Regions from separate parts of the Homo sapiens genome. Here region 2 is linked to region 1. A link is an interaction called in ENCODE POLR2A ChIA-PET data of the cell type or tissue named here. Cell type or tissue: Panc1. All regions are shown on one strand. Links, peaks and the distances in the headings refer to the core of each region. The heading gives the core; the rest is flanking DNA. Region 1 overlaps ASB14 (ankyrin repeat and SOCS box containing 14). Region 2 overlaps IL17RD (interleukin 17 receptor D).

Region 1 (2,916 bases), core at 212-2,711:
GAATTGCTTGAACCCGGGAGGCGGAGGTTGCGGTCAGCCGAGATCATGCCACTGCACTCCAGCCTGGCTGCAGGAGTTCAGTCAGCGTGGTGGGAAATATTATTAAAATTATAGAAAGAAGCACACCTTCTTGGAAGGCCGGGAGGTTTTGCAAAAGCTTCAGGAAAGGATTTGGCTGAAGGCAGCTGAATTCTCTCAGAGTAGGTTACAAGGAAGTGTAAGGGAATTGATCTAGATAAGTTAGTTTACTTAGGCCTCAGAACTGGCCTTTAATCATCCACATGTAGGACTGTTCTGGCAGCGGGGGTTGGGGGGGAACCGTGTTAATTACTCACACGATGTGCTGACTCAAAGCCTTTGTCATTAAACCTGTACTAAATAAATGCCTGAAGCACCAGCTTGTCAGGGCCATGGCTGCTACAACTCTTTCTTTGAGCAGCCTGGTCCCCTAGCCCACTCTTTCACTGGATACCTATGTCTAAGTACTTTCATCTGTCACTTGGCCAGGGTCTATGGTTCAGACCCAGCACCTGGCGACAGAGGGAGACAGCATCTCAAAAAAAAAAAAAAAAAAAAAAAGTATGTTTAGATTGTGGGATCAGTGATTAAAGATTATAAAGTTCCTAGAAGCAGCACAAAATAAAAGGTAGCTATTACTGTTTTTATTATTTATAATAATGTAATTGAACTTAACAGTAAGTGGCCCCTGTCAGCTGCCACATGGATGGGCAGGTGGCCTGAATTCTTAGGGATGTTGGCATCAGCTCCATACTCCAGCAAGAGAGCCACAGCATCTGGATTTCCTCCACTTGCGGCTTCAAGTAAGATGGAAGAAGAATCAGAGGCCTGACCATGAGCATTAGCTCCTAAGAGGAGAAAGACTCTTGTTAATGCAAAAATTATTTTCCACTGTATTTCTTGAGCAATCTTAAAAATATATCCCCATCACCAAAAAGCAATTAGTGAGCACGCACTCTAGCAAAGCACCAAGAATCAAAGTAACAGAATATATACCTCCTGCTCTCAAGTAACTTATAAACTAGTTGGGGAAGAAAAAAATGGCAGTTTCTAAATTATAAGTAGGTTAGTTTTTGAAGTAATTTGATGTCCATTTGTTTGGAACTTGAAAATTCCAGTAGAAATACTGTTATAAAAGTTGCTTTTATTTCTAGACCAGCCTATAAAAGCCCACTTAACTCATAACACACATATAGGATGGTACTAACAAATCTATCAAACTATAATACCATGCCATCTAATGATACTGTTTTGGTGGAAAAGGGCATTTGTTCTGTTTTAGCTTGTTCGTAGGGGACCATAGTAGGAGACACTGTAACTGTTTTTAATTGAGGTTAGGAACTGCCAATAGCCAAAGAGGTAAGTTGTTGTAGTTATTAGTACAGAGTATCCCTTATCCAAAATGCTTGGGACCAGAAGTGTTTCATATTTCAGGGTTTTTAAAAAAAATATTTGCACTACACTTACAAGTTGCATTATACTTACAAGTCCCAAATCCAGAAATCCGAAATCTGAAATGCTCCAGTAGGAATTTCTTTTGAGCATCATGTTGATGTTCAAAAAGTTTCAGATTTTGGAAGATTCTGGATTTCAGATTTTCAGATTAAGAATGCTTAACTTACACCCTGTATGTTAAGTGTTATGTGAGTGATGTGAATAATAAGAGTACAGGGACAGGCAAAAGGTCTTCTAGAAGATCTAGGGCTGGGGTTGTAAGGGGGGCTGGGGTTGTAAGGGGAGCTGGGAGGTGAAGGAAGGAGAAAAGAGTTTGGGTCAGTTGTGGAAGTGTTCCCAGTAAAATGGGCTCTGAAGAAAGAGTAGCATTTGAATGGACAAAAGTTACGGAGAGCATTCTGAAGCTCATATAAAAAAGATGTAGTGACTTTAATTTAACACAGACTCCATAAGAGTCATCAGGGTCCAGTGGCTGCCCAAGAACCCCATTCCAAGAATGCCTTAGAAGTCCAATAAGCCTCTGCTTATTGAGTGCCCACTATGTGCTGGTTCCATTATGTGTATAATAATTTTTAAACTTTGTAACAACCCCCAGCAGTAGGTGCTTAACATACTCATTTTAAAGATGAAGAAACTCATTGAGTTTCAGTGACTTCCCCAAAGATGCACACCTAGTAAGCAAGGTAGTCAGGATTCATATACAGTTATTCTAGACCCAGGGCTTATATCTATGATGCCATGTTGCCACTCTAGCAATGCAGGGTGATAATGTGATTTGGAATCAGATGAACCTTGAAATACTGGCTCTGTGATGTACCATCTGTGTCACTTGGTGCAAATTACTTTGTAAGGAGTCACTTAAAGGAAATGCTTACTCACTGAGGTCAACTGATACTGGTTTCTTTGCAGGGTAAAGGATTTAACATCTGTTGCTTCTTTCTCTGTATTTTAATCAATGATCTATACAAAAGGTTACTCTTTCCTCGTAGATGAAAGATTCCAATGTTTATTTTTGTTATTCCAGCTAATGACTTTAGACATTTCTTATATTGATCATTTAAAACATCTTACTTAAAATGTCTTATGGCCATTGATTAGCAACTAGCCTCCCCTATATGACAGGAAAGATTTAGATAATGTCTAAAAAGCACAAGGTTGTTTTTAAATATGAGTCTCTGCCATCTAGAATACTGGAGACCAGGACTGTGTATTGTTAAAGAACAAAATAATACTTCTAGACAGGGAGGAGAATAAAGATAATTCTATTATTGAGACTTTTAAAAATCTTGGTAAAAATTTGCTTTTTTGAAAAAAAGCTTTAGATTGATCCTACCTTGCTTCATCTAACAGTGTCATCAATGAGCTCTCCTCGAAGACAGTAAAGGCCAAAGTTCTCTGAGCCAAGGGTCCCTGCTAGTTAAGCCAGGATTCAAAATGCCCACA
Region 2 (2,916 bases), core at 275-2,774, 120 kb before region 1:
TCTGGGCCCACAGCCAAGGATAATTCTTGGATTGGACTTTTATCAGGAACCTAAATTTTAACCAGCTGGAACTTCTCTTTTCCAAGTACCACCCTATTCCTTCCTACCTTTTGTGATGAAGTATTTGCCTTAAATGGGAAACTTGCATTTCATTGTAAAGATGATGCCAGCATCCTGGCTTCCCGAATTCCTGAAGGAGTAGTGTTTTCTTGCAGGGGGAGTAGGAATTATGTTCCAGGGATAATAGACCAGAGAAGGTGGACCCCATTTAGGTAAGGAGGCAAGAAATGTTCCCTCCTCCCCCACTGCAGGAAAAGCCACTAAATACAAACCTGTGGGAGTAGATTCCTAACTCCTTGTTCCATAAAAAGGCTTCTAGACCAGCAAGACAAGGGGAGGGAGAACTTCAGTATGAGTGACTGACACAATTAAAGTTATGAACCAAACTTGCTTCTAGTTGCAAACAAAACCATTCCACTCTAGAAGCAAGAGCCAGTGTAAATGAGGATGGTGTGGTCCCTCTGGAGGTTTTACAAATCATTACTTCTGTGTGAACACAGTATTTATTACTCAAAGAGCAACCTTACCTGGCAAGGACCCTAAGAGAATTTTTTTTAAGTAGTTGAGGAAGTGTGCCCACAACTCATTTCTAAAACACTGACCTGTGTTCAAGATGGTATCAGCCTCTTAATTGCCCCACTAATAATGGGGAGGTTGTGAAACCTGACCACTTAAACCAGGCCAGCCCATGGCTCCTCTGGGAGCAGCCCCGAAGGGTCTGTTAGCAGGGCTGCAGAGGGTTGGCTGGCTGTAGTCACCTTGCAAGTCTTGCAAAAATACACATTCCTGCAAGGGCAAGGGTTCCTGAAACAAATGTTGCCTGGAGATCAAGGGGGTCATTTGCTCAGCTCTGCTCCAGCACCTAAATCCAGTTTCTCAGGACTTGGTGCTGCACCTTGCTGCCCCCTCTCAGGTTCTGAGTATGGCCCAGGCCCACAGAAAGCCTCCTCTGATTTGCATCACATATAGTCGACCCTTATCCTTTTATGTTCCTACAGCCCCACTGTAAGCAACCTTAGAGCTGAGGCCAACATCTATGGACTAAGTACCTCTTATTTGGTAGGGGACCCAAACATGAATCAAATACTCTAGTCACTGTGTACCAGTACTTCCTAGCTGACTCCCTGACAGAGCAACTTCTAGAAGACATGACCTAGGGAGGTGTGGACAGGGACAATTTTTTGCAGAAGTGATGCTAGGGCCGAGAAAGGAAGCTGCAGAGGTGTAAAGGAACACAGGCAGGAACAGCATGTGCAAAGACAATGGACCTTGATGCCCTGATCTTTGCCTCTACTTCTTAAAATCTATCAGGAAATACAGGATTTAGCAGGAAGGCAGCAGGGTCTAATTTGGTTCAGCCAATATTTACAGGGCTCTGACGCCACCAAGATGAGGTTCAGTGCCTGGCTAAAGAAACTAGTCTGAAGACATAGAAGTGAACAAATACTGACAAAGCTGTCTGATGAGACTAAAGTGCAAGGACCTGCATGAGAAGGTAAAGCAAGGGGCATGGCATTCAGGAGGGCTTCCCTGAGGAGGTACCACCTGAACTGAGTCTTAAGATAGGCAAGGAATTCTCAAGGGAGGAAAAGGCATCCTGGGAGGAGGGAAAAGCATGTCTTGGAAGCACAGAGGGCATCCATCCGGAGTTAGGAGCAGGATGAGAAGGGTAGGGGGTGAGGCTGGAAAGGGTGGGAATGCAAAGCATGTGGGGAAACTGGGTCCATGAAATCCACCAAGCAGCAAATCCAGGAGACAAGGAACCATGTATCAGCCTGGATGAGCCTGGAATCTGGAACATGGCCCAGAGGCCTCTACGATCGTCCAGGAGGCGAATGAGGATGACCCAAGGAAACGATTGGTGGGGCCAAGGCAGGAGCAGCTGAGAAAAGTCACCCCCAACTAGGGGCTGTGGTGGAGAAAACGTCAGCATAAGTGTGAGGTGACTGGGACAGAGCCACCATTTTATGAGGGTGCAGGTTTGGGAGAGGAGAACACACTCGCACAGGTAGAAGAAAATCACCAGCCTGGCTCCGTCAGGGCACTACCATACCCCACAGCATGGAAACTTCACGAGTTTTGTACAGTGGCATAAGAAGCCACCTTGGCAACTGCAGCAAAACAGTGAATCGGACTGATTTACCTACGCCATCACATGAACACTCAAAATAAAACGCCTGTGATATTGTAGTCATTCAAAAGCCAATAGGAGTCTAAATCCAAAATTCTAGTAGGATCCTTAAGTCAACACGAGATCCTCCTTGAGGAAACTTGCTAGCTACTAAAATTTTTTTAAACAATAAAACAAGAGCAGTAATGTTTTACTGAAATGGAACACAGTAAGAAAATGTGATGCTTTACTCAACTAGGAAGGAATGACAGAGCCTAATGGGGCGGGGGGGCGGGGGGGGAAGGGGGTGGCGGGGGCGGAGGCAGAGCAGGGGTCATAGCCGTCTCCATAGCTTAGCTACTGAGTCTGAAGACATCCCAGCTGTCTGGCTCACACCTGGTTTTCTGCACCACATTTCTTGGGACTGTGGGGCAAGTGAGCTTGGAGGCACCAGCCTGCGTGCCTAAGGGAGTGTTATGTCCTAGGTTTTGGCTGTGCTGAGGCTGTTTAGAGCCACCCAGAAGAGGCTGAGTCAACGTTCGCCTAAGCAAACCACTCCATACCTATCCCTCAGCCCAGCAATACTAAGGAAATTCTCATTTCATCCCATTTTTCATATGAAGAAATTGAGGCTCATGGCTCCCCAGGAGCAGAGCCAAGGTCATGTCCCTGCTGCCTGAGTGCAAAGCCTACGTTTTCTCCACAAGCTTAAGGCCGTGAGTGCCCTGACGCCGGGCCCACCCGGG

Evidence for each region. ChIA-PET counts read pairs that join two places held together with the same protein. Peaks named below come from ENCODE experiments on the same cell type or tissue, not always from the same donor. Only the 100,000 strongest peaks of a DNase experiment are listed, where the experiment ranks them.
Region 2: POLR2A ChIA-PET joins it to region 1 with 12 read pairs; 2 of 35 experiments call an interaction of 5 or more read pairs at or near these places.

What each region holds. Positions count from the first base shown.
Region 1 is chr3:57,279,608-57,282,523 of GRCh38, forward strand. It overlaps ASB14 (ankyrin repeat and SOCS box containing 14), which reads right to left. Exons shown (of 11, transcript NM_001142733.3): 7 at 695-866. Among named protein-coding and RNA genes, the nearest start is that of ASB14, 12 kb to the right of the region's middle. RefSeq lists a silencer at 201-401. In Panc1, for the core only: no CTCF peak of the experiment used is centred there; no DNase peak of the experiment used is centred there.
Region 2 is chr3:57,161,331-57,164,246 of GRCh38, forward strand. The region is part of intron 1 of IL17RD (interleukin 17 receptor D); the gene reads right to left. Among named protein-coding and RNA genes, the nearest start is that of IL17RD, 2.6 kb to the right of the region's middle. In Panc1, for the core only: no CTCF peak of the experiment used is centred there; no DNase peak of the experiment used is centred there; H3K4me3 peaks cover 87 bases.